2 separate regions of the Homo sapiens genome follow, and region 1 is linked to region 2. A link is a loop called in an ENCODE intact Hi-C map of the cell type or tissue named here. Cell type or tissue: endothelial cell of umbilical vein. All regions are shown on one strand. Each heading gives the region's core, and the rest is flanking DNA. Links, peaks and the distances in the headings are about the cores only.

Evidence for each region. A loop is a pair of places that touch in the nucleus more often than their neighbours do. Peaks named below come from ENCODE experiments on the same cell type or tissue, not always from the same donor. Only the 100,000 strongest peaks of a DNase experiment are listed, where the experiment ranks them.
Region 1: it touches region 2 in a loop (5-fold over the local background); 3 of 110 quality-filtered maps call a loop at or near these places.

The regions. Positions count from the first base shown.
Region 1 is chr11:94,724,932-94,740,766 of GRCh38, reverse strand. PIWIL4-AS1 (PIWIL4 antisense RNA 1) reads left to right here and starts at 412. Exons shown (of 5, transcript NR_135093.1): 1 at 412-549. It also overlaps a transcript of AMOTL1 not described here. RefSeq lists an enhancer at 5,741-6,413. In endothelial cell of umbilical vein, for the core only: no CTCF peak of the experiment used is centred there; a DNase peak (open chromatin) is centred at 7,906; H3K27ac peaks cover 1,657 bases.
Region 2 is chr11:94,784,148-94,799,391 of GRCh38, reverse strand. AMOTL1 (angiomotin like 1) reads right to left here. Exons shown (of 13, transcript NM_130847.3): 2 at 4,232-4,381; 3 at 1-2. Among named protein-coding and RNA genes, the nearest start is that of AMOTL1, 23 kb to the right of the region's middle. RefSeq lists enhancers at 9,535-10,035, 10,036-10,536. In endothelial cell of umbilical vein, for the core only: no CTCF peak of the experiment used is centred there; DNase peaks (open chromatin) are centred at 4,581 and 4,961; H3K27ac peaks cover 3,148 bases.

The DNA.
Region 1 (15,835 bases), core at 3,044-11,043, 62 kb after region 2:
AGTGACAAATCGCCGCAGAAACTTGGGGGACAACTCGGCCCTGGCACCGCGCGGCTTCCAGGCGCGGTCAGGCGCGCGCCAACTTTCCCCGCGTGCCACCCCGCGGCTCCCCCGGCCGGGCGCTGGGCCGCGGCCGCATCCTCTGCCCTCAGCCCGCGGGGCGCATTGCTCTGTCTGCCGGGCCTGGCGCCGACGCCCCAGCGCCGAGGAGCCGCGAAGTTTTCCCGCGGTCCCGGGGGCCCGAGGGCGCGCGGCGGCGGCGGCGAGCACCCCTCGCCCACCCAGGCGCCCCGCGCATCCCCGCTCGTTGCTAGGCGACCGTGGCCGTCACGCTCCGCAGAGGCGCGCGCGGCCTCCCAACTCCCGGCTGGCGGAATCCTCCCTAGTCCCCGCCCCGTTTGCCCATTTTCCAAAAAATCAGAGCATAACCCGTTCTAACCCGATTCCCTGCTCTGTTATGTTATGTCTGCCCTCCTCTGATGCTTGGGAAATCGTTTGTTCTGTGGGCTTCTCCTGAGGAGATGGACGATTTTCAGAGCTTGCAGAAAGGTAGGAGGAGACCCAAATGCCCCCCAATCCCCTCCTTTTGGAACCAGAATTCCAACTCCAGTCCAACATTATTTCCTACTCTTCAAGAGATCACCTGGCTCAAGTGGGCAAAGTAATATGAGCTGCATTGCACAGGTTGGGAAACCGAGGCTGAGAAGTTGTTAATTTATGCGTGACATCATTATGGTAGGGGTATGTGAGGGAGAAGTGGGGGAGGAGAGAAGAGCAGTGCTCCTTCTACTCTATAAAAGATTGACTGCTTTCAAATACAGAATGTAGAAGCAATGGTTATGCTCTGAGAACTGTAAATTCTAAAATAATTAATGTAACACTGTGAGAACCTCCCCCTCTGAGTCAGTAGCCTGATAACTTGGACAGATGTGTTATGTATCTCCCCCCAGCCCCCAGGACTGACTGTGACTGCTCTGCATTAAGGGGGCGAGGGTGCTGGACTTGGGGTGTGCTCCAGAGAGAGCCCCGCAGCTGATGGCCCATAACAGGGTCAGTGGGAAGGAAGGAACAAGTATGGAAATGGTTGTCCTTTCTCCATCCTTGGAGGACTATTGGAGGGTCAACAGTCTGGGCAGCCTCCTGGGGGCCTTCTATTGTCTCAAAGTGATCAGAGCACCAGCTGCAGCAGCCTAAGGGCCCCGATCTGAGCCAATGTGCTCTCATCCTGTAAACACTCAGCCATCTCTGGCTTTTCCACTGTCAGTTTTTGGTTTACAAATCACCATGAAGGACAGAAAGCCCCTTCGGCCAGCATTGCTTAGGGAGCCCAGGGAAGCAGGGGTGGGGCTGTCCTCCCCAAGCAAGGCAGCATTCTTGAGCTGCTGAGCCTATCTCTCCAACCTCTTCTTTTTCCTGCTTCTTATAATCTGAGCTCCCAAATCCAGGAATTAAATATGTTTGGGTGAGGGTTTGCACTCATCACTCCATCCCCTCCCAACTCCTAGAATCCTCCCATTTGTCCTCTGGAACTCATGGTTCATCGCTAGCAAAATCTATATATCCTCAGCCTCCTCTCTGAATGTTTCTTTCAGTGTTGTGCTCTGACCCATACCTGGCTTTCCTTGAAAATAACAGGCTGCATTACTTGCCTCCTCTACTTATTTCAGCCATCTATGGATCCTCTGGTTGTTCTACCTCATTTCTTGAAGATAATGGCATCTGATTCACTGTCACTTTTCCCAGTATCATTCCTGTGATTATTCTTATTTTTCTCCATCTACATAGTCACACTCTGATCTCTCAACTCTTCTGCATCTTATCCCTTTCTTGACCTGCTCCAACCACACCAGCCCCCTGCTGTCATAGCGACACCATGCATAATATCAAGGTGAAGTAATCCACTCTCCTACCTTTCCAGCTTATCCCCTCTGTTATTTTAATCCAATGTGTCCTTGACCCCACCAGCATCTATAATTTACTTATCCATGACCTTTTCTCTGCCCCTCACTCTCCTCATGACCCTCCTTCCTTCCTTATGGACTTTAGTTTCCAGTTTCATTATTATTTCTCTCTTACTTACACCTTCAAATCCATGTTCTGCTCTCTTTCCATGCTATTTACCTGGTGAAAACACAACCCTAGTAAAATATAACTCTCCACCTTCTTTCCATCTACACCCAGCTAAACATGATTGAAGAAGCACAAAATTGGCTGGGCATGGTGGCTCACATCTATATTTCCAGCACTCTGGGAGGCTGAGGTGGGTGGATCACCTGAGGTCCTGAATTTGAGACCAGCCTGGCCAACATGGTGAAAACCCATCTCTAGTAAAAATACAAAAATTAGCCAAGTGTGGTGGCACATGTCTGTAATCCCAGCTACTCAGGAGGCTGAGGCAGGAGAATCGCTTGATACCAGGAGGTGGAGGTTGCAGTGAGCAGAGATCACGCCATTGCAGTCCAGCCTGGGTGACAGAGCAAGACTCCGTCTCAAAAAAAAAAAAAAAAGCACAAAATTATGCTCTCTGGTCTTATTTTCGATTCATGTCCACTAAAATCAAATGGAGCTAGTGCAGCCCAGCAATCACTCTGCATTTGCCTGTTTATTTACTCTCCCGCTCTCTTGTTGCTATGGATGAATCATCTAAGGCCATTATGGCCTCCTGTATGGATCAGATCCCATTTATGTGGCTTTTCCCTCTTCCCACCTGGATTAATATTTTCTTCTGTCCTTGATCACTCCTGTCAGTATACAGACATACTACTATGATCCTGTCTTTTTAAAAATCCTTTCTTGACTCTATGTATCTCCAGCCATTACTCCAATTCTCATCTCCCCTTTACAACAAAATTCATTAAAATAATTGTCTACACTGATAGCACCCATTCTCCATTTTGCTCTTACAAGCAGCCTAAATAGGTTTCTACCTCACTCTGCCAGAGTAGCTCTTGTCAAGGTCAAGAATGGCTTTGCCATTGCCAATTCCAATTATCAGTCCTAGATCCTAACAGCAGGTTTTGACCTGCTGATCTTATGAGTGGATGGGCTCAGATGGGCTGTCTGCAGAATCAGTCTCCTCTGGTTTCCCATAGAATCAAGCAAATAACATTTGTGTCTCAAGAGAGGTGACCTATAGAAGGCCTTGGGATCAGCCAGACCTGGGTTCTAATACCTGTTCCAATACTAGCTAGTAACTTAATTTCTTTCAGCCTTAGCTTTGTGTAAACATGGAGATAATAATCATACCTAGCATACCAATGTGGTGAGAGTGCAATAAACTAATGCACTTGGAGCCCCTAGGAGAGAGAGTGTCACACTGTAAAAGTCAAATAAACATTAGTTATTATTGGATGCCATGCTCCTTTACAGCTGACACAAATGGACTCTTTTTATCCCTTAACAATTTTGAGTTACTAAAAGAAGATATTAACCACAGAGTATGTTTACATTAGAGGAATGTTCGTTGTCTCCAACTTTTAGTTTGCATTCCAAGAGTTGGCTTGAAGGCTGGTTACTTGGAGCTGGCAACAGGTTTACCCCTATGAAGAGCGTTGCCAGTGCTCCACAGGGTGATTAGGTTCTGGAGCCTGCCAAACTGTTCTCACAATGGACTTGCCTTCAATTTGTTCATATAAATGGATGACTTGTAAACTAGGAACTATCCTTACAACATTTTAGTTATTTGAATTTCCTAATCAACTGAGGGTTAATGAGAAAACATTTCTCTTGTTTCAGTATTTGCTGTTGAAAATTCTCTAAAGTCAATGATTCCAATTTTCTATCTTAGGAAGTAGAATAGAGCCAACAATAATGTTTCATATTAATTAAACAAACATTTATTGGGAATTTACCATGCTTCCAGCGCTGTGCAAGGCACTGCAGACACAGAGATGATCAGTGCCCTTCTAATAAGGGATTCCATGACAGACCTTATTGAATCTCAGGGCAATGTCCAAAGTGCCTACCCACACTTGACTTTTATAGGTCTCTTATAAAGAAATGGTTCTGCTGGAGTGTCACTGAGTTATAATAAACAGTGCACAAGTTTACGGATTTGCATCTCAGCTCTGTGAATATTGGGTGGCAGGCATTTTCAGTTTCCTAACAATAATACATACCTCACTGGATTGTTAGGAGCAGCGAAATAGGTAAGGTATGAGACAGACCAGGCACAGTGTCTAGCACACATAGGTACATAATAAATATTCATTTTCTGGCTGGGAATGGTGGCTCATGCCTGTAATCACAACACTTTGGGAGGCAGAGGCAGGTGGATCACCTGAGGTCAGGAGTTCAAAAGCAGCCTGGCCAACATGGTGAAACTCCATCTCTACTAAAAATACAAAAATTAGCTGGGTGTGGAGGCAGGTGCCTGTAATCCCAGCTACTCAGGAGGCTGAAGCAGGAGAATCGCTTGAACCCGTGAGGCAGAGGTTGCAGTGAGCAGAGATTGTGCCATTGCACTCCAGCCTGGGTGACAGAGTGAGATTTCGTCTCAAAATACATACATACATAAATAAATGTTCATTTTCTTCCCACATAGAGGGCTAGAGCATGCCAGATTGCTCTCCTTTTCATCCCAGGTGGCAGGTGGGCCTCCTGCTGCCATGGCCCCAGCAGACAGCAAGAGGGAGTCCCTGCCCCTGTTTCTAGGGAAGCATATTTATTAGAGGTGGGACGTATGGGGAGGAAACGACAAGGTGGAAATATTTCTGGAGCTCAAGAGGAAGTTTACCATAGAAACAGATTATACAGGGGCCTGGTGTCTAATGGTCACTGTTACTATTGCCATGATATATCGTGAGTTGATGGGCTTTTGGGAGCTGGCCTGGGAACCCAACTCCTAACTCTAATGTTCTTTCTTTCCTTATATTATTGTAAATGTTTTAATTTTATTTTTATAATATAAACAAATAAAATGTGTTTGCTGTAAAGGAAAAAACATTTGGTATAGATGAGTATAAACTGAAAAATAAAAGTCTCCTTTCCTGTCCTCTCCTAATCTCCATCCGCAAACTAAAAACCATCCACAACTTCTTATGTGTCCTAGTAGGAATTTTTAAGGCATATTCAAATGTGTATACGAATTGTTTAAACAAGTTGGATATTATTATTATGGATTCCAGATTAAAGGCAAAAATTTCTAAATGAAATTTTGCTCCACTCCCAAACATAAGCTGGGGTATGACTGTTTTCTGTTTAGGAAGGCAAGAAAGTATATTAAAAAGTCATAGAAGAAAAGTCTTATCAACCATTAGAAAACAGTAAAATCTTAAACAAAATTTAAGTGTTTAAAGGGTAACACATAACGCTTCAGTTATCTGGAAAACTCAATCAGCTCCCTCGTTCCTCAGTAAATGAGGTATGGTTATATAGCAACACTGGACATAATGCCAGGATCAAAGGAAATCTTAGCTGCATTTCTAGAGCTAAGAGCACACTCTACATACTTTTTTGGGGGTACAATGCCCATCACAGATATTCTGCTTAGTGTGCAGGGACTCCAGCTGTAAGCCGGGAACCTGCCCTGTAGCAGTCTGGGAATGCCATCAAGCCCCTGCCCAGCCTCTGCTGCAGAGGTGGCAGGGTCTGCTTTGACTGCAGGCTCTACTTGGAGGAGCAGACCACAGGAGGGCCTTTACAGGCTGTTCTCACTCAAGGGGCCCCCAGGGGTTACATAGCTACTTGATGGTGTTCAGAAGAGGAAGAGACGGAGTCTCACACAGATATGCTTCTTTCTCCAAGAGATGGGTGAGGGGCTAAATGCCACATGGGGAGAAACTTTATCCAGCCAAATGATGCTATTAATTCTCTTTGCAAGAAAGAGCTGCACAAATGCCATAATAACAAGTTAAGACAGTAGCTAGGGCCCACTAGGATGTGTGTATGGCCTTCCCATCCCCAGCCCCCAAGGAAATCACCAATTTCAAGCATGAAAGACAGAAAGAAGTGAGCTGAGCTGAGTCATCTCTCTGCCTTCCTCTCCTTCCTGGTATTGCCCTTTGATCATCTTCTCTGCAGGTAGCCTTCTCTCTCCTGGAGGCCCTCTGCTAGTTAACAGCAGAGCAGAGCGGGGAAGCAATACCCGCTCCTCCTCCCCTCCTCTCCCAGGGGAGCATGGGCAGGACTGATTTAGAGGGAAGAGGGGCTAAGGCTGCCTGAGCTCAGCATGACTCTCTTCTGTTATCCTTGTCTCTTATCTGCACCTCCTAGGACAAGCCAACAGATAGGACAAACACATGCCTATCAGTAAGGTTTCATCAAAATGAAATTTGCAATTGATTGGTTGAAGCATTAGCTCCCAGGCTGAATTGGCCCAATGGGCATTTCTTGTTCTCTAGGATTTAATAGTCTTTCCTTTTAGCACAGCTCCACTTCTTTATAAGACTTGATGAAAAGGAAAAAGAAAACACAGCTGTTTTATTTTCCCTAAATGAAAATCAGGCCTCAGGTAACTACTTTGTTTCGTAATTTCCAGAAGACAGGAGTGGGCTCCATAGGAAGAATAATTAACCATATCTCACCTAAAAAAATCATTATCCTAAGCAGAAACAATACAGATGTTGTATGGATCTGCCTCAAGGCCAGCGACCAAGAGATGAAATGAAATTAACTCTGACAGGAAGCCAATGGTTCATTTTGGTAAAAATGCCAAATGTGTCCTCTAAAAATTCCAAATATCAATGCAGGAGGTGCTATCAACAAAAGCAAGGTGTTTTGGGAAATATATAAATAAATTAAATTTGTCCCATTCCTGCACTGCGTTCCCCACCAGATTCCTGTTACCAAGTATAGTCCAGAGAGGAAGATTTAAAAGAATCTTCACTCAATATCATATCAAAGGAAATAAAATCTGGCTGAGCCAAGAAGCTACTAGAAGGTGTACTTGGACATGAGTCAGAATAAAGAACGATTCCAAAAATACATACAAGAAAAGGTCCCTGCAGAGGAAAATCATACACTTCCGACTTACACTCAGATCTATTGAGTGAAATCAGACAAAATACCCAGTGTTAAGATTAAGGACAAAAACATTTGCTGCAATTGAAATCTATGACTAAACTATTAAAAAACAAAATCTGTAGGATAAATGTGAGTTTCTGCTGAAATGCAGAGACCATGATCTTATATTTCCAACCCAGCATCTAAGGCAGAGGCCTGAGGGGGAATTGCTTCTTTCAGAGCTGCAAATCGAGTCTTCTTGGACCACACAGAGGCTTCTCTTCTTTCACAGAAAAGTGGTTTTCCCAAGATGCTATTGCCTTAGCAGTCAGCATAGTGTGGGTGGTAGAAAGAGAAGCAGGAGACCTTGCTGTAGCCCTGTTTTTGCCACTAATCTTTAATAAGTGTCCTAATCTGCTTATACTGTGCTCTTCTCTGTAAAACGACAGTTGAAACAGATGAGAGACTTTAAGGAACTAATTGAAACAAGTGCCAGTAGGAGATCACAGATAATGGATTCCATTATATGCATCTGTTCACTACAGAGTACGCAAGAAAAATAGACAAAAAGGATCAAACTTCTCAGAAAGGTGGAGATGCAGAGTAATGTTGTCCTTAGAAACTGACAGACAGGAGTAAAATGGATAGAACGCAGCTCTGGAGTATGAAGACCTGAGTGTGAATCTGCTGTCTGAGCTGGGCTTAGTTAGTTTGCCTTTGCAAGACTCAGTTTTCTCATCTGCAAAATGGAGATAAGACTAACTACTTCACAAGATTTCAATAAGGGTTTGAATGCAATGAAATCATGTACATGGCAATGTTTGGCACACAGACTGCTGTCAGGAAAAGTTGCCTCCTTCCTCCTTGACCAGTGTTAAAACTCTCCCTGACCCTGAGAGGCTTCAGAAAGGAAATCTGCTCCTTCCTGTTTATATAACCATAATGGGAACAGTACCACTGAATTTCTATGACGCACCTGGCCCACGCTGCCAGGCCGTGTTTCCCAGACTTCCTGCCTCTCCCCTAAAGAGGAGCTTAAGCAGGTTGAGTTCCCTGGGAAGCATGGATGACAGACAGCAGGATTCCCAAACAGCTGAGTGAGCACATCTATAAGAGGAAGAAGAAATATTTTATAGATTTGCTGAGAAGGAACTCCTCTTCCGTACCAAATCCCCACATACTTGATATGGCTGGTGGCCGAACAGCCCAATCAACTTGTAATGCAACAGTCAGAAATGCGACAGTGGCCAAACACTGTCTCCCTTTTGTTTCATATGTCAGGGACTGCATGTGATTTCTTTTGGAAAATGTGCTCCAGACCTTTAAAATGAGTTTGAAAACCCAGTGGCCCAGATCACTGGGAATATTTTTAGGAGTGTCAGAAGCAGGAGTGGAAGAGGGACTTCCCTTCAGAAACTCCTTATCACCCCCAAACATCCTGGGTTCACAGCTAGCTTCCTGGAAGCTCTCCTACCCAATTGCAGCCCGAGATGCTCTGAGGATAATAGAAGGGCAGATGTTGTGTGGATCTGCCTCAAGGCCTATGACTCAACAGGATGACAGAGACTCCCTGGAAGATAATGCAATTCTCTGTGGACTGCAGGAAGCCAACAACAAAACCCCAAGGTTTGGACACTCCAGGGCTTTCTCTGGTACTCCACTAGAAATGCAAACCCCACCAGCCCATATTGAGCCTCAGAGATAGAATAGCTGGCACTAGCCAGTGGTGGGGAGAGGTGAGGTAGGGAAATGGAGTGTCGAGGAAAGATGCTTTGAAGCAGGTGGGTCAAGGCCTTGGCTATGCATGAGCTGAGATGGCTGTAGGGGAGAGCCCTGCTGTGAGCTTGGATGAGAATGCACATGTTACAACAGCACTGTTTATTTTCTGGCCCTGCTCAGGGCTAGTTTTCATTTTAACTGTGACAAGCAAATAACCAGCAATACAAGTTTGTAAATGGACCACCAGAGCCTTAAGCTGTGAAGGCAGAGTAGGGAGTGTTGGAGAGGGAATTGGAGGGACAGAAGCCTATGGTGGCTAGGATTGGACTGATCTCAGTTTAAATTCCAGCTCTGCCATTTGTGAGCTGAATGATGTCGTACAAGTTTCTCAGCCTCTTCAGGCCAATTTTTTCATTCATGAACTCAGAATAAAGCTGTTGTGAGAATTAATTGAGATAGTCTATATCTATACAAAAAAGGCTTAGTGTAACATCTGGCAATATTATATATCTAATAAATGGTTAAAATATTTTTCTATAATTCGTCCATTTCTGACTTAGCTCTGGCACATTACACTTCCTCTCCGAGTGCCAGTATCCTCATCCTACTTCAACACCTCACGAGGTTCTCATTTTGGCACCTGACTCTGTCCTCTGAGGACCTGCACCTTTCTTGGATCTCATCCCAGGCCTCTGAGAACCACCTTAGTATCAGCTGCCCACAAGGATTTACAGATTTCAGCCACACTGATTCCTTGTGTCTGTGCTTCACCCACTGACAGTGGGTGACTGTGCTTCACCCACTTCACCACAACACTGCCCTGCTTTGTCTTGGATGCCTTCATATTTGCAGGATATAGACTGATTATCTGAACTGGAACCAGATATTATGGTATCTGTTGCCTACCAGAACTAAGCTTTTCCCTCAGCCCCAGAAGCTCGTCACTTACCCAAAAGCAGTACCTTCTCTTTAGGCAAACCTAGACACAGGTCTGGCTTCCCTTCCTATGTTCCAGCCTTGCCCCAAAGATTGCAGATAGATGACATGGTAAACTCACAGAAGGATAAGACAGAGCTTGGAGATGGTCACAGTATGGAGTTTTTAGCCACCCCTTTGTTACAGTGATCCCTAAGGCTTCTTTCAGTTCTAAAATTCTCTGGTGGATGATTCTATTGCCTAGGTTACAAAAGCACCAAGCATCAGTGGGAAAACCACACTTTCTTTCTCTCCTCTGCCTTTAGGCTTTGGTAACAAGCCTAGGGTCATTGAATCAAATGCTATAGGTGTGCTGAAAGCAAGGTGAAGTGATGTGGTGGTGCCAGAAGCAGTTGTATAATCAGATAGGTTCCCACAGCCAAAAAAGGTTTTCAATGAAGGCAGAGATATTCAGAGGATGTGGTCCCAACTGTCATTCATTCATTCATTCATTCATCCAGCCACACAGCCAGCCAGCCATCAAATATACACCATGAATTTGCCATGCAACAGTGAAAGGGGTACAAAGATGAATAAAACAAGGCATCTGTCTCAAGAAGCACACAGGCTGTTCAGGATTCAGGCAAGCACAATACAGTGTGATGATACGTGCTGTGACATGGGAATCTGCAGAGGCTATGGCAGCACTGAGGAGGGAGGAGAGACTCTCCTTCAGACCAGGATGGGGGTTGGTAGGAGGTGGTGGCAGGAAGAGATCCCAGAACAGATGACTTAAGCAGAAGCTTCAAAGATGAGTAGGAACTGGCCAAGTGGAAGAGAGATGATAATAGCAGCCTTTGCAAAGGTTCACAGGCATGTGAGGGCAGGATGTATTCAGGGATCCAGGAAGAGGCTGATACAGTGAGAAGGAGGGGGTTGCTATTAGTGATGGGCAGCAGGAGATGAATCTAGAGGGGCAGGCAGAGGTCAGATCTGGAAGGGCTGTGTGTTGAACTAGGGAGGTTTAGTTTTTTTCCATGGGGTGTGAAGAGATGCTGGCTTAAGAACTTCTAAAAAGAGGCTGGAATGACAGTATGACAGTGCACAGGAACAAATGACAGTTGGTTTTTGGGTGGAATGCATCCAAATTTCCTCTCTCAAAGCTTCCTGTCTTCCCTTTGGCGACTATCTCATTGTGTGAAGCAGTCTTGGTTGGAAGACATACCCTGGTGTAGTGCAGAAGGTCTGCAAATGTTTGTTGCCATATAAGTTACCCTGTTTTAGAGGTGGGCACATCAGAGAGTATAGTCTGTTGTTCTCTATGTCTATCTTGCTCTCGTTCTTGTATTACTAGTGCTTGGCATAAAATAGATACTCAATAATATTTGTTGAATAAATGAATAAACAACAAACAAATGGGAGACATATCCTTGTGAAAACATCTGTGAGTGCATTAACCTCAACAACCTTTCATCGTCCATCTATAGAATGGCTCCTACCATCAAAGTAGGTCTCTATCAGATTTGAGGGATGGAGGAGGGAGCGGACTCTTAGACCTGACAGAGGACCACAGCTCTGTGTCAGGGTATGGTTCTTATATTTGTATGCTCTGCTCCAGGAAAGTAACAATATCTCCATCATTTAATGCTGAGTCACATTAATTGGATAATCATAAAGAAGGGAAAGAGCTGGCCTACTCTGTTTATATTGGTTGCTTTATCCTCAACTTGAATGTTTACAGGCTGCTGAGAGGAGAAATGAGCAAAACAGGAACAGAGTGCCTAACACATGTTAGGTGCTCAAAGATGTCTGACCAGCTTCCCACCTGGCCAGGGCAAGAGCTCATTACATGACAGCTGATGGTCCTCATCATAACACTGCAAAGTGGGCATTCTTACTCTCATGTTAGAGCCCAGGGAATGACAGATTTTCTCAAGGCCATAAAACTTGTAAATAGTGAATTCGGTATCTGAACCCAGGTCTGTCTGACTTCAAAGTCCATTCCCTCTCCTCTCCACTCAGCTGCTTTTGAAAAGACAAACAGCGTGGGCACGTACTGAGTACAGTGGATTGACATAATGAGGTGCAGAAGCTGAAGAGTACCATGCTATCAGGGACATCAAAAACGGCCTTACCCGCTCTGGTGCTGGCAAAATGATGAATTCCAGCATGGGATAACCAGGCTCCTTCCTCCAAAGTCCATTTTTCACTGAGGTCCATGCTTCTAGCCCCTTGTATGTATAGCTTTCAGATCAAATGGAAGCAATCTCCTGAAATAAATAATGAATATAAAAAAGGGATTTGAATTACCACTGATGTTCTCTTTGTGAAGAGAAGCTTTCTTGAAGGAAAGTGGTCAGTTTCTAGCTCATTTCATTCCTTTGGCACACAAAGCTCGTTGTCTAGATTTGGGTATGGCCTGAGTGTGAAGTTGCTCAAGCCCACAAACCAGGTTTTCCTCACCATTCAGTTAACAAATATTTGTGGAATGACTATTGTATGCCAGGCTTTGAGCAAGAAATTTACTATTTAGTTGTGCATAGTTTATAGACTCCTAGAATTTCAGGGCAGGATATAGTGGGATCTCAATTTTATTTAAAAGATACACACTCTTCTATTTGCCTAAAAAATGACTAAAAAAACTTGAACTAATAAGTTAGAAGCAGTTTTCATTGTATTAGAATTATGACTACTTTTTATCTTCCTTGTAATTTTCTGCATTTTCAACAATGAACATGTATTGCTTTTGTAATCTCAAAAAGGTATGCAATAAATATTATTTTAAAAGAACACTTCAGAGCCAAGAGGGACCATGGAGACCAATTTTCCTTTTCCTTTTGAAAACTATAATAGAAAGGCACAGTTACAAGGGCTCTTGGCTTTCGTAAAAAGATCATTCCCACTCCATTGGCCACCACTGAGAAGGCCAGCCTGAAGAATCTCTCTATATGCAAACTGTACCTGGGCTGATTACAACTCATGGCCAAACTCTTGCCCATATTACAAAGAGATCTTGATAACGCTCTGCATGTAGCAGGTTCTCAAATGAAAGTGATTGAGTAATTGAACATGACTGATTCATCACATCTGTGAATGCAGCAAGTGGGACATCCACACAGTAGAAGTCCTGTCAGCCTAATTAGGATAGGCACCAATCATCATTTGCTGTAGTCAGCCCAGCTGGCTTAATTTGGTCTCTAGAATGCTGTTCAGAGTTGCCCTGCGGGTTCCTGCATTGCCTGCCAGACTGCAGACATGGTAGATTGACTTGTTGCTTTTTGGCTATCTGCCTGGAAAAATATGATACTTATGGGAGATGCACCAAACAAATAACAATATCTAATAAAATACTAGGAAGTACCAAAGAATGTAGTGCACTTTATTGGGTACTGCTTCTCTAGCAATTTGTGTTGAATCCAATTACCCAAAAATTTTGGAAGGGAGTTCTAGACCAGAGTGAATATGGCACAGTGTAATAGTGAGAACGTTAGACTTATCAATAAATCCAGATTTTAGCCCTGACTCTGCACTAACTGGATGACTTTGGGCAAACCAGTTACTTTCTCTGGGCTTAATTTCCTCTTGCAAAGACCTCTTCAGGCCTCCCAGACTTGCAGCCTATAATAATATGCTTTTGTATACAAAGGCTACCTATCCACCCATGTCAGTGGATTGAGGAAGCTGCATTATTTATCCGTTAGCCAACTGAGACATCAGCACACAAGAGGTGGCTGATTGAGGCTAGAAGTAGTCTGCCATTGAACCAGACACGTTCTCTGTGCAAAACTAAAAACATGTCTGGAGTAGAAATCCAATATTGGGCCATAATCACACTGGTATCATCATTTAATCAACTGAAGTAAATATCCAACATTTTATATCTTTGCTGATTATTAAATAGTATTAACAATAATACTACATCCTTAAAAAGCAACACTTATTTACAACAGGTAATTCAAAATCACTTCATTAATCTTTGCAGTATCTTTGGGAAGTGAAGTAGAGACTCCAAGAGCTTTGTTTGACAAAAATAGGCTTTAGTGATTAACCAAAGAGTGGTTTTCAAAGAAGATTCCCATCTCTCTTGGCCCAGTGGCCTAGGTACCCTCTGGCTTCCAGGAAACAGATTTGCAAGATGATATGGATGTGTGAGGTTAGGCTCTCACATCCATGATTTTATTTTATTAATCTGAACTACATAGGCCCATGGTGAGTGTTTTATTAACTTCAACCTGCAACCCCTGCTGGTTTCTCTGATGCTTGAATTTCACTTCAGCTTGGGAAAACCAAGCACTAAATGTAAAATGAAATGGCATCAAACACATGTATTTTGAGGAAGGTTTTGATCCATCACACCTGTTACTGAAATTCCAACACCTCCCTTTAGCCACAGGAAGCCCCAGAGTTGCTCAGGAGATTCTGGAGCCTAGAAAAGAGTTTTCAGGCCTCAGGCCATATAAAATAACTTACTAAAGAATTTCTATTGGGTATTTAACCTCCATCCAAGTCTAAACCCTGCCATAGACAAAGTCCATGAAGAAGAAACTAAAATGTAATGCAACCTTGAGAATTTAATGAAAAACATAATGCAACCATGGAAACAGGAAGTGAAGAAATACTTTCTAATGACAGCACAAATACTAATATGCCTGATAAGTTGGGGTGGGTGAATGGGAAAGACCATCAAAAACTTACAGATGTAATTCTGGCTTTGAGAATCACTTTTTTAGAACTAAGCTACCTGCATAGATGGACATTGGGGTCTATGGAATACTGGAATACTATGAATACATAATTGGCACTTCATAAATATTGGTTGATTGAATGGATGAATAAATGCCCAGTGTGGGTGAAGACTCTACCTAGGTATTAGATCTCATAAAGCTCTCAAAGGAGATTTGTGTACACCGATAGAGTGGTGTGAGACAGACCAGCAGAATGGACCTTTGGATTTAAGAAGGTTTAACTCTCCTGTTAAAACCCGTAGACCAGAACTCTCCTGAAACTGACACAGCCTCTTCTTTTATGGGTCCATCTACCCAGCTGCCCAAGCCAGAAACTTGGCCATCCTTGACTTATTACATCTCACATCCAACTGATCACTATGCTTTGTTCATTCTTTCAAATGTCTCAATAATCCATCTGCTTCTGTTTTCATTGCCTCAGCCTTTGTTGAACTGCCATCATCTCTCACTAAGCACTATGACAACTTCAGTGAGTCCCTGGTCTTCATTTCCTCCAACCCATTCTCCACAATTTAGGTGTAGTAGTATTTTTAAAGCACGCATCTGATCATGTCACTTCTGGATTAAAATACTCCAGTAACTCATTGTTCCCAGGAGAAAGTCTGGACTATTTAACATGGTATATAATGCTCAATTATTACAAGGCATTTGCAGTCCCTGAATAAGCTCCCTTCTTCAGTCTTTTGTATATTCAGCCATTCCTAGAGCTCTAGCAAGACTGTTCTTCCTGCCCACCCTCTTCATCTTGCTAACTACAACTTATCTTCCACATCTCATCTTAGACTTGGTTCTGTGTTCCTCAGAGGCTCCCACAGGCTCCCTGTGCTTACCTCATTATAGCATTTATCACACTGCATTGCAATTTTCTGTTAATATATCTATAGTTTAGTTCATAGTTATGCACTTGAGAGTAAAGATCCTATCTTATTTTTATTTGACCCTAACATTTGCACAGTGTCATCATAAGGGAGGCACTTAATATAGATTTGCTGAATGAATGAATATGTGAATGAATAGTGTTGTTTGGCACAAGTGTATTTCAGCTTAACATGTCTTTTTGAAAAGTATTCTGTTTGCAACCTCACCCATTGCCTCAGCTTCTCTGGAAATTTCTCCATCTCAAAACCACACCCAAGCTGCCTATGCTTCCTGGCCCTGTTCTGGCCTCCTCATCCAGTCTAACTTGCCTACATTCCCCCACGTCTTCTCACACTTCAGCTTACATACCTGCCCTTGTACCCAGCATGCCACTGGAGTCCCTGCCACTCATACTCCTGCCTCCTTCCCCAAGCTTGGGATGAATCCGTATGCTTGATTATCCACAGGATACTCCTGCCACCTAATGCAGCCAAGTCACACTGGAACTTCTAACCACCACTTCTAGGGCCATTTCTGGCACTGAAGACTTGATCTAAAAATACAAATTCAGAAAAACCCTGGTCGTACATTGACTATGCCTTAATTGCCTCTATATGGCCCCATCTGTAGAGAGGGAATTCATTAACTAGAAGTAC
Region 2 (15,244 bases), core at 93-8,092:
AACTAAAAGATAAACATAGGAAAAAAGATATCAGGCAGCTCCACAGGAGATATATGTCTGTGACTATGTGGTACATAATTAACATTCTAACTACAGCAACATTTAAAAATAAGATTTCAAATGCATCATCACCTCCATTTACCTGGCAATGTCTCATGGAATTTTCTTCTCCAATTCAAAGCGAGTCTACTATTCTGCACTCCCTCTCCTCTGCTTCCTCTTAAACATTGTTCCATCCTTCAACCCCTCCCTTTTCTCTAATCTCCCCACCGGTCCTTTCTCTTCATCACATAAATATACCCAAGTCTTTCCCATTTAAAAAAAAATACAAGAGAAAACCAAAATCAAACCAAAAGAAACCACCTTTTCTTGGCCCTCCCATATACCTCTAACTACCACCCTGTATCTCACTTTTCCTTCTCATCTAGTTGTCTTTGGTAAGTACCCTACACTTGCTGTCTCCCCTTCCCAAATGCTCCATCCACTAACCTCCCCACTGCTCTGACCAGTAAGCAAATCCAATGAGAATTTTCCAGCCCTCATATTATACACCTAACTTTTCTGAAGCATTTGACATGGTTGGTTACCCTCTTCCTGCAATGCTCTCCTAATTCGGCCTCCAGGTCACCCCTCCTCTTGGTCCTGGCTCCTGCCTCTCTCTATGCACCATCTCTGGCTCCCTTCTCTCCACCTGTCCCTTAAATTCTGGTGTTTCCTACAGCTCTGTCCTGAGTGCTCTTCCACCTTTATGCGTCTCCCAGTGACACCACACCTACCCCTCGTCGTCAACTACTGACTCATGACCCATACATCTACAACTGCCAGACGATGGCCCTGAGTCCTTCTAACTCAACATGTCTTCCTCGCCCAAAATACTTAACCACCCATGCCAACCCCTGTATTCCCTGCCTCATCTACTTTCTGTCAAGCCAGAAAACTGAAGGTTTTCCAAAATTCCTTCCTCTCCCTTTACCCCAACATCCAGACAGCCACTGCCTGTCAATTCAACCTTCTCAACATCTCTGCCAACCCTCTTTCTTATTCCCGTGCCAATCTCCAAGTTCATCATTAATAACTTCAATACAAGCATAAGAACTACTTTAAACATGTATATGATGTGCCAGGTATTGTACTAAATTCTCTCCATGTGTTATTTCATTCATTCCAAATATAACACTAAGAGGTAGATAGTAATTCCCTCACCTTACAGAAGAGGAGAGATGTTCACAGAAGGTAAATTGCCGAGGCCCCCAGGCGGGAAGAGGCAGAACTGGGATATGACACCAAATCTGTGTTCATTCCACATTACAAGCTCTCAGCAACACATACCCAGGTCATTCCAACAGCCTCCTTATCTATTTCCCTGACACTCATCTTATTCCCACTTCCAAACCCACCCCTCTGACCCCAATCTATCTGGCACACTACCTTGAAAGATTGTTCCAATAGAGAAATCTAATCATGTCACTCCTCTGCACCAAAATTCCTCAATAATCAATTACAGGATGAAACTGATATTCTATCATATGGTGTAGCAGGTACTACCTACCTATCCAACAACATTTCATGCTGCTCCCAACTCCCACTGGCAATCCTTTGGCGTTTAAGCTCCAGCAATACTTATGTACATATAGTTTCCAAGACATGCTAGCTCTCTCCAGCCTCTGGACCTTTGCTTGCCTTCCCTCTGCCTAGAAAAATGCATCTCACCATATCTCTTGGGAAAATTATTGGACAAGTGATAGCTCCAAAACTACCTTCCGAGTAAAACCTTTCCTGCTACAGCCCTGCAGGCCTGAGCCTTTTTCTCCAATGTCCCCACTCCATTTGTATATATCTCCATTGCAGCAATTCTCACAGTAGATGGCAATTATTTATTTATACAAGAGTCTAAACTCCTCAAAGGCAAAGATCATGTCTTCGCATCTGGGTCTCCCCAAAACAAAGCCCAATGCCTGGATGTCATAGGGGCTCAGATATTTAACCAATAAAAGAATACCTACATGAGCTCCATGAAATAAAAAATTTAGCCCATTTCACAACAGGACTATTAAGTAGTGCATTAAGGATATTATTATAGCATTATGAAAGTAGAAATTCTACCACTAACTACTGGCATGACCTTAAACAAATCGCTTTCCCTCCCTGAGCCTCAATATCCTCCTCTATAAACCAAGAGAGCTGAACTAGATCATCTCTAGGCAGCCTTCACTCTTACAGATTCATGTAATGATGGCTCTATGTTTCATGTGTACATACGGCACATCATTTTCCCAAAACAATCTTTCTTCCCCAAGTTCATCTTTTCTTCCTATAAATGGCATTCTCAAATATGAGTCATCCAGATAGAAGTGTCATATTCACTTCTGACCTTTTTATCCTTTGCTCTCCACATTTAATCAACTGCCACGCTCGTTTTTCTCAGTCTACAGTGAAATGAGAAAAAAACAAAGGTGGTGTGATATGCTTATATACAAGATATATACATATATGTATATTAATACATCTATATGTGTATGTAAATAGACATATGCCATTAGAAGGTTCATAACTGCCCTTTTTGGGGCAAGAACTGTCAAGGATCACATCCCTCCTACATTTTTGGTATTAAAATATGAAAAAAAGGTGACAGCAGATGACATTGTTACTGTCCTTGCAATAGCAAAATACTGTAACTCCGTGATGGCCCCCTAATTTTCATTAAGAAATTTCACATTTATAACAGTTACAAATCACAACCAAGCCCTAGTTTCTACACCAACAAGCTCCCCCATCCCATCCGTTCTTCCGTGCCCTCAGCCACTCTACGGGTTCCAACTCTCCTTGCCAGCCATTTAGACATGCTGAATGGCCTCTCAATATCTCTTGCCCCTGGCTCCTTCTCCTTTCAATCCATATTGCATTATGACCTGTCTTCCTCTGCCAGATTCAAACTCCCGGGAGCAGAGAGTTCTGTTTGTTATATTTATGTGTTGCCTCCCCAGTGCCTTGAACCCTGTCCTGATACACAGAAGGCGTTCAGGACATGATTGTTGAGGAAATGAAGGGAGTTTACACACTGGTTCCTGAAGCTCAACTTTGATCATAAGGCTCTCCCTGTCACCCTTACCCCCAAAATCTCACCTCTGTGGCTTCTCTGAACCTCTCTCCTCTGAAAAATGGAGAAACTTTCATATCTGCCTCATAGGAATGTATGTGAAATAAACTGAAATTTATCCCTTACCGTCAAAGAATCAATATTGTAACTGAGATATAAACCCAAAGTTCAACAGCAAAAAAATTTTAAACAATAAAAACAAACTATTAAAACTCTACACAACATGAATTGCCAAATATTTGTAATAAACCATTAACTACCCAAGGAAAGACAGATCAATGTGGGTTGGACTGGTCTGCTCTTTCACTCTACCATATTTACTGAAAACGTGTTATAGTTCAGGCATTGGGACAGGTGCTGGGGTTACGAAAGTAAAGAGGACACAGTCCTCCCCTCAGGGTAACTGATCTGAAAGACTTAATGGAACAAGCACATTCAAATAAAAAAATTTTAAAACATTTTAAAATAAAATGAATACAACTTCAAATCAAAATATATTTCCAAAGGAGAATGATGTATTTGGATGAATAATAAAGGAATAGATCTCAACAAGCATGAAAACTATTGAATTCCCCTTTCACTGAAGTAAGAGAGAGATGAGTTATAAGCATATTTAGCAAGAACCATGACATCCTTCCCTAAAGTGGTTTAAAGATTCCCTCACAGTTTAACCAGTCTCAAAAGCCCTCAAAAAGAGATAGGAAGTTTTTACAAAGGAGACAGCTCCTTCCTTGCTATAGTTCTGAATTACTTCTTTTAACTTCTAAATTATTTGCAAAAAGAGATAAAAACAAAAGCAGAGAAGGAAAAAAGAAATGAGATTCTGAGAAAGGGGAGAAAAAAGTATTTAGGAATCAGAGAAAAACTGAAAATAAGTGGTATAATTCTGAAGTTCCTACATGTTTAGGTATGATGCTCTCAGACAGAGTCACATATTAGAGTAAAGCAGTCTATTAACACCATAGCAAAACATGATTAAAAATAAGGCATCTATGAACAGACAATCAATAATCCAATATGATGATTTAAAAAACAAGATTAGAGAATAAACATCTGAATTATGCAAAAGAGCTAAAGATGAGAAACGTAAGATCATTTTGCTTTTCCAACACAAGTGCCGGTAAAAGGACTTACCAACTTTTTCCCTGATGCTACTGGTTGCCTCCACCGTCAAAGCAGATGTTTCATGCCTCCCAGAATAGAGCTGAAAGTCTGGGGAAAAGTAGGTGGAGTCTTCTAGAACCTGGACAGGACTACTGGGGCTATAACAAGCAGAAGGGGACCCTGGGGGAAAGAAAGCGAAGTGAATATGAGTGCCCATCAAGTCCTCCTTCCTTCCTGTGTGACTCACAAGAACCCACCAGGCATTCTCCCACAGTGTTTCAACTTGGCAGAGGGAGCTCTTTCTTTTTGATTCATAAAATTCCAAAGTTACTATTCAGAATTATCACAAGTCCAGCCACCCACCAAAATGACCCGTGAGGTCAACATAACAGTCCTCAAGACACACTGAGTGAAGGCGCAAATGCTCTAATGTTCTCACACAACCCGGTTCCAAGGGTTGCAGCAGCACCAGCGAAAGTCAAGTCCTCTGCGGGACTGAATGTGTCACAAAGTTCTGAATGGTCAAGGTTGAGGACAGAAAGGAGGGAAGCAGGGAGGCCACTGAAGGAAAGCAAAACAGGAAGAGCAGCTGTCTTTCAAAATACATAAAAGATACAGAAAGGAGTGGTCATTCTGCCACACCATGTGTTAGCAAGAGAATGTGCTCTCTGCCCCACTCAAAGACTTCTGGAGTCTAATGTTACAGTGTGGAGCTGGGGCAATGGGGTCTGGTCTTCTGCCAAGCACTGGCCTTTCAGCTCCAGTTTATCTGCTTCACACACAAACTGGAGTGTGCTTCCTGTTCCAATTAAATGTGACACTGTGTTCAGTCCTTCAGTCACTGAACATGAGATAGTACTACAGTAACACTGATACCGCACACACAACATCCATGGGAACATTCAGCAGGACGGGCCCAGGCTGTTTTCCCTCTCTGCACTGATTCCTCTGCATGGGCACCAAGTTTAAGGCTCTTTTCAGCTAAAGTAACTTATTTTACTCTGGGGAAAGAATCATAGTACTTTTTTAAAAATTAACATCCTTGCTCAAAAGAAAATTCCATTAAAAGAAAAAATCCTGTTTTTCAGCAATGGCTTCCAACTGGTAATTTGAAACTTCTCACTAGGTTTGTTATCTACCCATTTCCCACAAGGCCATAGCTAGTGGTAAGTGACTAATTATTGATACCAAACGACCATAAGATGGGAATGTCCTCATCTCCTTCCTGAGTTTCTTTGCCTCAACATATGAAACAGTATTTGCGTGTGTGCTCACATGTATTACAGGCACATTTTGGACTAGAAAGAGAAAGGATTCTGACAAGAATTTTTTTCTTATAAATTAAAAATAATGTAGTTGTAATGCCCACTTTAAAGATGAACATAAACCGAGTACGGATGATACTATATGAAGATCAGTCTAAAACTACAGTTCCAATGCATGACAGTATCTGTCAGCCTTCTCCTTTTGGCCAACCTACAAAGACTAACCTGAAAAGAAACTCAGCCCCTTTCCGGGCATCATCCTCTACGTCTATAAATCTAGAAGCCTAGGGCTAAAATTAGGAATCATGGATGACCTGGATGCAAAGGCAAGTCCTAATCTGGCTTCCTCTTTCAGGCAGGTGGAAAACAGTGGAAAATGAAAAAGGTACAAGGTGCAATTCTGGCTGCACATTAAAATCACCCAAGAAACTTTTAAAATCTCTGTACCCAGGAACCACCCAGATCTATTCAATCAGAAGCTCTGAGGATAGGGCCTAGGCACCTGTATTTTATACAGCTCTTCCAACAATTCCAATGTGGAGCGAAACTGGGGAAGCTCTAAGCAAGAGGGAGAAGAGCAACAGAAAAACTAAACCCCAAAACACCTTTCTGTGCCTTCATTCCCATCCCTCCTACCAAATCAGAGTAAGAGAGGAGTTGAGAGCCCATATGCTTCGATCAAAGAAAGTGTGATGTTTTCTTAAAATAGACACTGAGTCAGGAATGCCATGTGCCAGCATATTACAACTTCAGATGATTCTATCTAGTCACATGACTAAGAATGTTAAATGAAAACAGAGCAAACTGATAATAAAACTGAGGTCCAACTAAAATATATATGTGTGTGTGTATATATATATGAATATGTGTATAAAGAAGAGTGTAGGGCTGTGTGTGTGTGTGCTTTCAATGTGGAGCTCAGTATGGATCCCAGCACTAAGCCATTCACTGTCACTACAATGTCAGTATGAGTTACTTTTCCACACTTTATCTCATGGTCTGCTAACTAAGAGTGGGTTTAAGAACTCCAAACCACAGAACACTACAAAGAGGGCAATCCTTGAAGCAGGGCCGGAGCACAGAGGACACCAAAGATATGCCTTTTCCCTTCACCACTGTTTCCTCAGTGTCATGAAAGAACTAAAGCATTTCACACACCCCCACACACACCTGAATTCACACTGAAGGACAGGATGCCTAACTATTAAGACATGTCAAAGATCACTTAGGACTTCTTCACACACACCCAGGGTCCTGCACGTCCACTGAGTTACACTCCCACTGCTGCTGACCACTCCTCAGTGCTGAAGAAAGGCTGGAGAGCAGAGCAGATGACAACAGACCCAGCAGATGGACATGCCCAGGTACCATCCACTCGTCTAAAGCCAAGAGACAACCAACCGGCTGAGCTGTCCCAGCACTGACACAGCCTGAAGGAGTCACTTTATTTATTTATTTATTATACTTTAAATTCTAGGGTACATGTGCACAACGTGCAGGTTTGTTACATATGTATACATGTGCCATGTTGGTGTGCTGCAACCATTAACTCGTCATTTACATTAGGTATATCTCCTAATGCTATCCCTCCCCCAGTCCATGTCAGTGTCAGGCCCCGGTGTGTGATGTTCCCCATCCTGTGTCCAAGTGTTCTCATTGTTCAATTCCCACCTATGAGTGAGAACATGTGGTGTTTGGTTTCCTGTCCTTGCGATAGTTTGCTCAGAATGATGGTTTCTAGCTTCACCCATATCCCTACAAAGGACATGAACTCATCCTTTTTTATGGCTGCATAGTATTCCATGGTGTATATGTGCCACATTTTCTTAATCCAGTCTATCATTGATGGACTTCTACTAGGAGTCACTTTAACTGCTAGCTTTCTCACTTGAAAGACAAGGAAACGTGACAGTAATGTGAGTCACAGAGTCTACCCCAGATTCCGGGGCCACACAACAAAAATTTAACAGAGGTCGCAGTTCCATTCTACATGTACCTAATCCTTCCCTGCCTATTTTAATTCACTGTCTTCACTGGGAACTCCTGCAACACAAATTGAGTCTACTTTCTTAGGCAAAATGCAGGGCACATGATCTAAGCGACAAGGTCAAGGATATCTGAAATGAGGAATTGGAAATAAACCTATGGCATGAGAGGGACTGCTGTTTTCTATGTCAAAAGTTCATGGCCAGGAGCGAGAGCTGGGAGAAACCACAGAAGCCTCCCAGATACCATTACCACCCAGAAAGCCCCTGCAGAGCCTGGCTCGGTACCAGGGGCTGAGCAATGGTGCCAGTTTTTAGGGGAGCCCACAGCCTGCCAAGGACCCCCCTGGCTTTACAGTTGTTCTGTGTACAGTGTAGCTGCCTGTAGGGGCTTCATAAAGACCATTCCCATACAAGCACTTCTGGACTTTGTAGGTAACTTTTAGATATCTCTTTCAAACCAGAACCTTATCTAAGAATCACCACTCACAGCTTTAGTATGCATAGGGAAAGTGGCAAAAGCAATGGAAAACAAGCTAAGGTCTGAGTAAAGGAGTCAGCTCTCTGGGGAGTCTCCCACTGGGGAGGAGAAAGTACAGTGCCTAGGGCCCTTAACCTGAAGAAAACCTAAAGATCTGTTTTTGCTGCACTCCACAAAGGATGAAATTCTAACATTCTAGTTTAAGGGTACAACATTTCTGCCTTATGTTGCCTATGACCCATTTCACCAAGAATGGCTCCTTTTTCTTAACAAAATCTGCACGTCATTTGTCAACATGAAAACTCCTTTGCTTCTCTCTCTTTGAGCATGACTGCTTTTTTGGCTTGCTTTTCTGAAGCACTGAAAACTTCCTTCCCATATGGTTTTATGCATTGCTTTCTTTGTAACAGAGGCCTTTAGCTAATGTGACTCTGAGCAAGACTATTTTCCCTACTCAAGAGTGGCAATAACAACGGCTTCATTGTTGAAGGGAAAAAAAATGAATTAAGGTGAATGAAGTGAGTTGTCTGGGGGAGGCAAGAGGAGCAACAGAAACCGTGGTGAGCCACTCCTCTGATTCACCTGCCACTGGAACTACTAATTCCCAAGGGTCAGTTCCTGAATCTGTCCACAGGCCATTAATACAACAGGCTCAAAGTCTCCATGAGGTTTAAACCCTGGAGGACGTGAAACTGTCATTCCGCTATCATACAATACACACAACTAGGAAGTCCCTTGTCCTTAAATTCCACTGCCGGCATGCCACTCCCTTACACATAATGATTTGGACTATAACTTCAGGGTGGAATTTTTGTGGTTTTCAAGGCTGTCTCTAAACAGGGCCCCCTTTAGCTGTGCATAGTCCTGCTGGTCCCCTCAGCATCCCAGCATCCTGTGAACATGTCATCCTCATTCTCCAAGTGCCACCTTCTGGCTTCACATGCACCCCTAACTACTCTAAAGTTCATCCTAGTAAATGTACCTCTTCAGTTTACCGCCTCTAGAACGCCTCTCAACACCATCCCCCATGCCCTGACTGATCTCCCTTCCCTCAACTGTCACCACACTTATGATCTGAGGCACACAAAACTTGTGGTACTTAAATTTCACCTGCCTAGTATTTTGCAGTAGTCATTTAATAGGCTGGTGTTATGGCCCTGGTGAAGTCATTACCCTTTGAAGACAGGCAGTGTACTGTGTACTTGCTAATTTCTGCAAGCATGTAGCATGTAAGACATATGCTTCTTACTACGTGCTGACTGATGGCAAGAACATGGCGGTATTCTCTGGAATGTTCTCAGTACCAAGTAAGAGTTAAAGAAAAGACAAAGATCCCTCCAAAGCCAGTCTCTATGAGAATTCCAGATAATTCCTTGTACCTTTCAGCTCCGTAAGATGAGGGGGCCCTTACTCTCCCCTATGCAGCAAATACTAGTGCTTTCAACTCTACAGGCCAGCGACCCATTCCTCAAAGAGACCACTAACTGCAGAACAACTCCCAGGTGTTATGTCACCAACGGGCAAAGCTTTCTGCCAGCTACATGTAATCCAAAACCTCCTAATGATTTAAAAACAATTTCACTGTCTAGATTACAATAACCTCCTATAACTTTATAACAGAGATTTTAACCACAGCAACAAACAATTCTGTGGCTTCTATCTTACCTTTCAAAGAGCTAAGGAATTTGCTGAGTGTGCCAGCAGCCTCAAAGTTAAATGTAAGCCATCAAGCCTTCTGATTCCGGCAGAACTCGAGGTTTTTCTAGGGAGCCGAATACTCCGCTCAAGGAGAAGGATACCCTGGAAACAATGTTTTCAAAAGGGCTGGAGAACCTATGACCAGTACCTGAAAAATAAGGGCCAGCCTGTTTAGGAGTCCTCATGTGAAACCAAGCCAGCTCATCTGGATTAGCTGATTCACAATCTTAAGGGCAGCACTGACAGGCAGCAGTGCCTCCTCCAAACACCTGCATGCAACACATGTTTTTAAAAAGGAAACAGTGCCGGGCACGGTGGCTCAAGCCTGTAATCCCAGCACTTCGGGAGGCCGAGGAGGGTGGATTACTTGAGGTCAGGAGTTCGAGACCAGCCTGGCCAACATGGTGAAACCCTGTCTCTACTAAAAATACAAAAATTAGCCAGGCATGGTGGCGGGCACCTGTAGTCTCAGCTACTCGGGAGGCTGAGGCAGGAGAATCACTTGAACCCAGGAGGCAAAGGTTGCAGTGAGCCAAGACTGCGCCACTGCACTCCAGCCTGGGTGACAGAGCTAGACTCTGTCTCAAAAAATAAAAATACAGAAATAAATAAAAAGGAAACAGTAAGCTCCACCACTAAACTAAAAGCACTCCCTGGAATATGCTTTCTCACTCTCTTTTCCCCCAAGCAACCATTACCTGAAACCCGAGGTTTGGAGTTGGGGGTTGAGGGGTGGGGTTTACAAGATTCCCAACCCCTACATGGCAGGTCTTTTGAATGGGCATCAAACTTGAATTCTAAACCCTGGACCAATCCATATGTTCCAGAAAACAAGTGAAATCAAGACCCCGACACCTATTTAACTTAGACTCTCTCTGAAAGTGGAATGTGTGTTGAATAACTTCAAACTTGTCTGAAGTTTAACTTTGTAATGCTTACTTAAAAATCTTTGAGATATTATCAATATAAACCAAAATGCAGAGCACATGCTTAACCTTTAAAGTAACAATTGAGTCCAAGAGATCACTGTGAGTGGAGCTATAAATAGCAAGAAATGAGTAAGACTGTCCTTGGCCCTTAGGATTTTACGATTTGGTTCCAGAGACCAACGTGCACACAACTACCCATTTTTATTGCAAAGTATGTTAAAGGAACATACTGCTTTGGAGTTCCATGAGTAATCATTACTACCTGTTGACTGACGGAAGGGACATAGAGCTTCAGTGACAAGGAGAAAGAGATATGTGGGCTGAAATTGAACCGGAGGGAAAATGAGGAGGATGTTAATCCACTGTGGGGTGTGGAGAAGGTGGTAGTGAGGGAAGATCGGCCCAACATGGGAAAAACAAAAGCATAGGACTGGGTTATGAAAGTGTTGTCTCTTTAAGGAATAGAGAGTTCAGCGTAGCTTAGTTATGGGTAAGGAGAAGGGGGTTAAAAGCATGAGTACATTATTTTCCTAACATGTTAGAGCTGGAAAATAAATTAGAGATTAGGTAGTTCAACTTCCAACTATTACCTACCATGTTCCCTTCCTGATAGTCACCTAAGTAAATCCTTTCAATGTTAGGGAACACTGAACTCACTGTCTAAGTCTAGGGGCAGGTTCTATCTACCTTCCATTACAGAAGCCAACCCTGTTCCAGCAGTTAGAACGACCTAGGCTCAGTCAACTGGATGTGCACTGAATCTTGAGGAAATGATGCAAGGACAAAAAGGTGTTGATAAACTACCTGCGATAGCACTATCCCCTGGAGTCCAGGAGCAGCAGCAGTCTCTATGGTGACCTCACCCTAACAAGACAAGTAGCGTATCTCTGGCTGGGTTCCCAGTGGCTATCTGCCTAGATTCCTGCCCATTTTCTGAGCCTTCCAATTAATTTGTGAGCTGCCCGATATATTTCCAATAAATTTCTCTTTTGCTTAAGTTACCCAACGTCACTTTGTGCTTCTTACAATCAAGAATCTCTGATAGACTTATTTTTTTAAGCAATTGTTCTGATTCTCATTCTAGTACAGCATTTTGTTTTGTATCTTTTTTTTTTTTTTTTTTTTTTTTTTTTTTTTTTTTTTTTGAGACGGAGTTTCGCTCTGTCGCCCAGGCTGGAGTGCAGTGGCGCGATCTCGACTCACTGCAAGCTCCGCCTCCCGGGTTCACGCCATTCTCCTGCCTCAGCCTCCCGTGTAGCTGGGACTACAGGCGCGCGCCACCATGCCCGGCTAATTTTTGTATTTTTAGTAAAGACGGGGTTTCACCGTGTTAGCCAGGATGGTCTCGATCTCCTGACCTCGTGATCCGCCCGTCTCGGCCTCCCAAAGTGTTTGTTTTGTATCTTAAGTACTACATGACTTAGCACTATCTGCCTGGAATTATAGTAACTCATGTACATTGCCCTACCTATCCTTGGCACCAACCTTGTGCAAATACCTGTGAAAAAGACTTGTAGTTCCCCGATGTCTTCTTCATCTAGAGGGCCTGTCTACCCTTACAAATCTATGAAACTTTTACTTTGGCACATACTAAATGCTAAAATATATACTAATTATGAGAAAGTCTTTTGAAGCTCTATTCTAGTGCCACTTCCTCCAGGGAGTCATCTTTCCCTCCTCCCCCCAATTTCTATATGCTACTCAGTGCTCCCCAAGCATTCTATGCATACTGATATCATAATGTATTAAATTGCCTGTGTATTTAGTTTCTTTCCCACCCCTCCCCCCTTAACTCATAAGTTTATAACAACAGAGACTGTGTCTTATTCACCTTTGTATCTCCAGTTACTAGCAGAAATAAGATCACAGCAAGTACTCAACACATATTTATTTTACCAATGAATCGTCTGCATATGTTCCTAGTACCGAAGAGTTTCTGACACATCATGTGGACTCAACAAATACATTAGCTTAATAGATATATTCAGATACATTTTAAAATAACTAGTTATAAGCATGTTCTTACTACAGAGCTTAGCTCAAAGTTAAGTTTGCCTTTTTTAAGGCCCTTCAAACTACTCAGGAAACGAAGGTAAAAGCTGTTGCGGGGAAAAAGAGAAAGCCACCTAGTGCTGAAACAGGTTAATTACAAGTGTGCTGTGATCCAATTGCACAAAGGCTTTGTACATAATGTTAGAAGTAACATCTTAAAACTTAAAGTGTAATAATAATAATAAAAAAGAAAAAAAGAAAAAAGAAAAAAGAAGTAACAACCACACAGGGATTCTGTAGCTTGAGCACAAACTCACACTTCAGAGAAAGGCGTGCTCCCCTCCTCCTCAGCCCCCACAGGCAGGTCCTGAGCCCACAGGACTGTGCCCTAAATGCGGCCCTTGCTTGGGCTTCCTCCGCAGGTCTGGGCACCGGGGCAGAGGCAGGAGTCCTCTCTTCTCACTTGCGGTAAATAAAAAAAGGAATATTCCCAGTCCCACCTCTCACACAGAGTCACCGTGAGAATGCAGTGGCAGTATCCATAATAAAAAGGCTTTCTCTACAAAAATAATTTTTAAAATTTAGCCTTTAACATAAAATCCAAAGGTCCTTAAATATCTTGACTCAAATTGTATATAGTAACATTATAATATATATTTTATGTTGATATATTTGTTGCTTAACTTATCTAAAACAAAAAGACTGAAAGTACCTGAACTCGAGATTCTTTTCCTCAGATAAGTTTTAATAAATAAACCCTATATTTAATTAAGTTACTGAAATTTAAATAATCTTTCATCATAACCTGTTTGTTTATACCTATATAGAAGTAAGTATCTCAGGACCACAGTAGTATTCTTTTGGGTGGCTCTGGCACACACTGTGGTCCCACTGAGAGTGAACAAGTATTACCAGCATGTAATACTCAATGCAGACAGTAAGTACTTAATATTTTTTGAACAAAGGAAAACAAACAGGATAGAAAGCTTTAAAATAACCCTCCAGACATGAAATGACAATATGTCTGTATAATTATGCTCTGCAAAGCTCCCTCTCTCACTCCCACTAAGAGAAAGGAGCAGTTCAGATACTTCCTGTCTGCCACGGATTCCTCCAGCTTTCCGGACCCTATTAGTGTGTATTGTTGCAGATGAGTGACACTGGGATATCTGTCAGGCAGCGGCATCCCACAGGGACTGGGACTCTCTCAAGAGGCAAGCACATTGCTTCTAATCACACTCACCCAGCTCCTAAATCAATATGCGTTCATGAATGAATTACATAATTTAAACAACCAATATCTCCAAGAAACTAAACATCCCTTAAGTAATAAAGAGTATAACCAATAAGAGCAGGAGCTACCATTTATTGAGTGCTTATTAGTGCCAGGATGTTATAAAAATCATATTATTTATCACCACTCACTCCCATTTTGTTGATAGTGATACTGAGCTCACAGAGGTTACATAATGCCCAGAGTTACAAAACCAGCCAGCAACACTGCTCCTCCAACAGAAAAGCTCTTTTGACTACACCATTCTGCCCTCCAAAGACCCCTCAATAAATGCAAACTAATTGTAAGTCTTTTTTTTCCCACCAAATTTCTTAGATTAAAATTAGGAGAGTTGTAATGAAATATTCTTAACTTGTGGATAAAGGGGAAAGGTCCTGGGAAAGTTTATTTCTCTCCATGTATGAGGCAGAGAAGGATCCAGAACCATTCTCTTTGTGTTATTTTTTATAAAAGCTTCAGGGAATAACAGGGCACTCCCTGCCAAACACCAGAACACCAAGACAATTGATGAAACCACCCTTCCTCATCACTTCCATCTGGCTGCATATTATTTTCTTTTCTTTTCTTTTTTTTTTTTTGCACATTATTTTCATGGCTGTGTTGCCACTTTAACAATGAATCCCAAACTTACAGTGTGTCAGAAACACTCATGGAGCTTGTTAAAAACCTCACTTCCAAGTCCCCACATCAGACCTGCAACACTGGCTTCACCACAAGTATAGACCAGAAATGATGTTTTTGGACCATCTTTTACAGACAATTTGAATGCAGTCAGGTTTGGGAAGTTTGCACTTCTCTGCCAATATAAGCTCTTACACAACAAACATATACACTCCTGAAAAGTTGTGGTAAACTGAAATTTTGTAAATAAATCACATTTTAAGTACAAAATGTGTTGGATTTAATAAATCCAAAAAATAATGGATAAGTAAAGGAGATTAAACTCTTTCTAGAACTAACCAACCAACCTGCAATAATTCCTTTAGTAATGTGAAGAATACTTCCTATAATTTATTACTTTTCAATAAATTCAGATTTAAAGTCAGTAGTTTTAGTGTCCTATATTTTATATGTGCAAACCTGAATGACTGGGTATGAGAATATGGCTATTTCAGTCACATCTAAAATACTGTTAAACAGAAAAAAGGTGATTATATTAATAACAAAAACTATACACTCATTTCAACAACATGATGAGATAAAGCTGTGAAAATGCCTAGCATACCATACATAAATGCTTGATAAATCTGAAACTCAAAAATCCTCTGCTAAGAATGGGGGGATAATCCTCATAAAGTTGTTATGAGGATTTAAGTGAGTTAATGTGAACCAACTACACACTAGTTGGTTGTAGTGGCCAACTGCAGCCAAAAAGTCCCAGTAATACAAGCAGCTATCT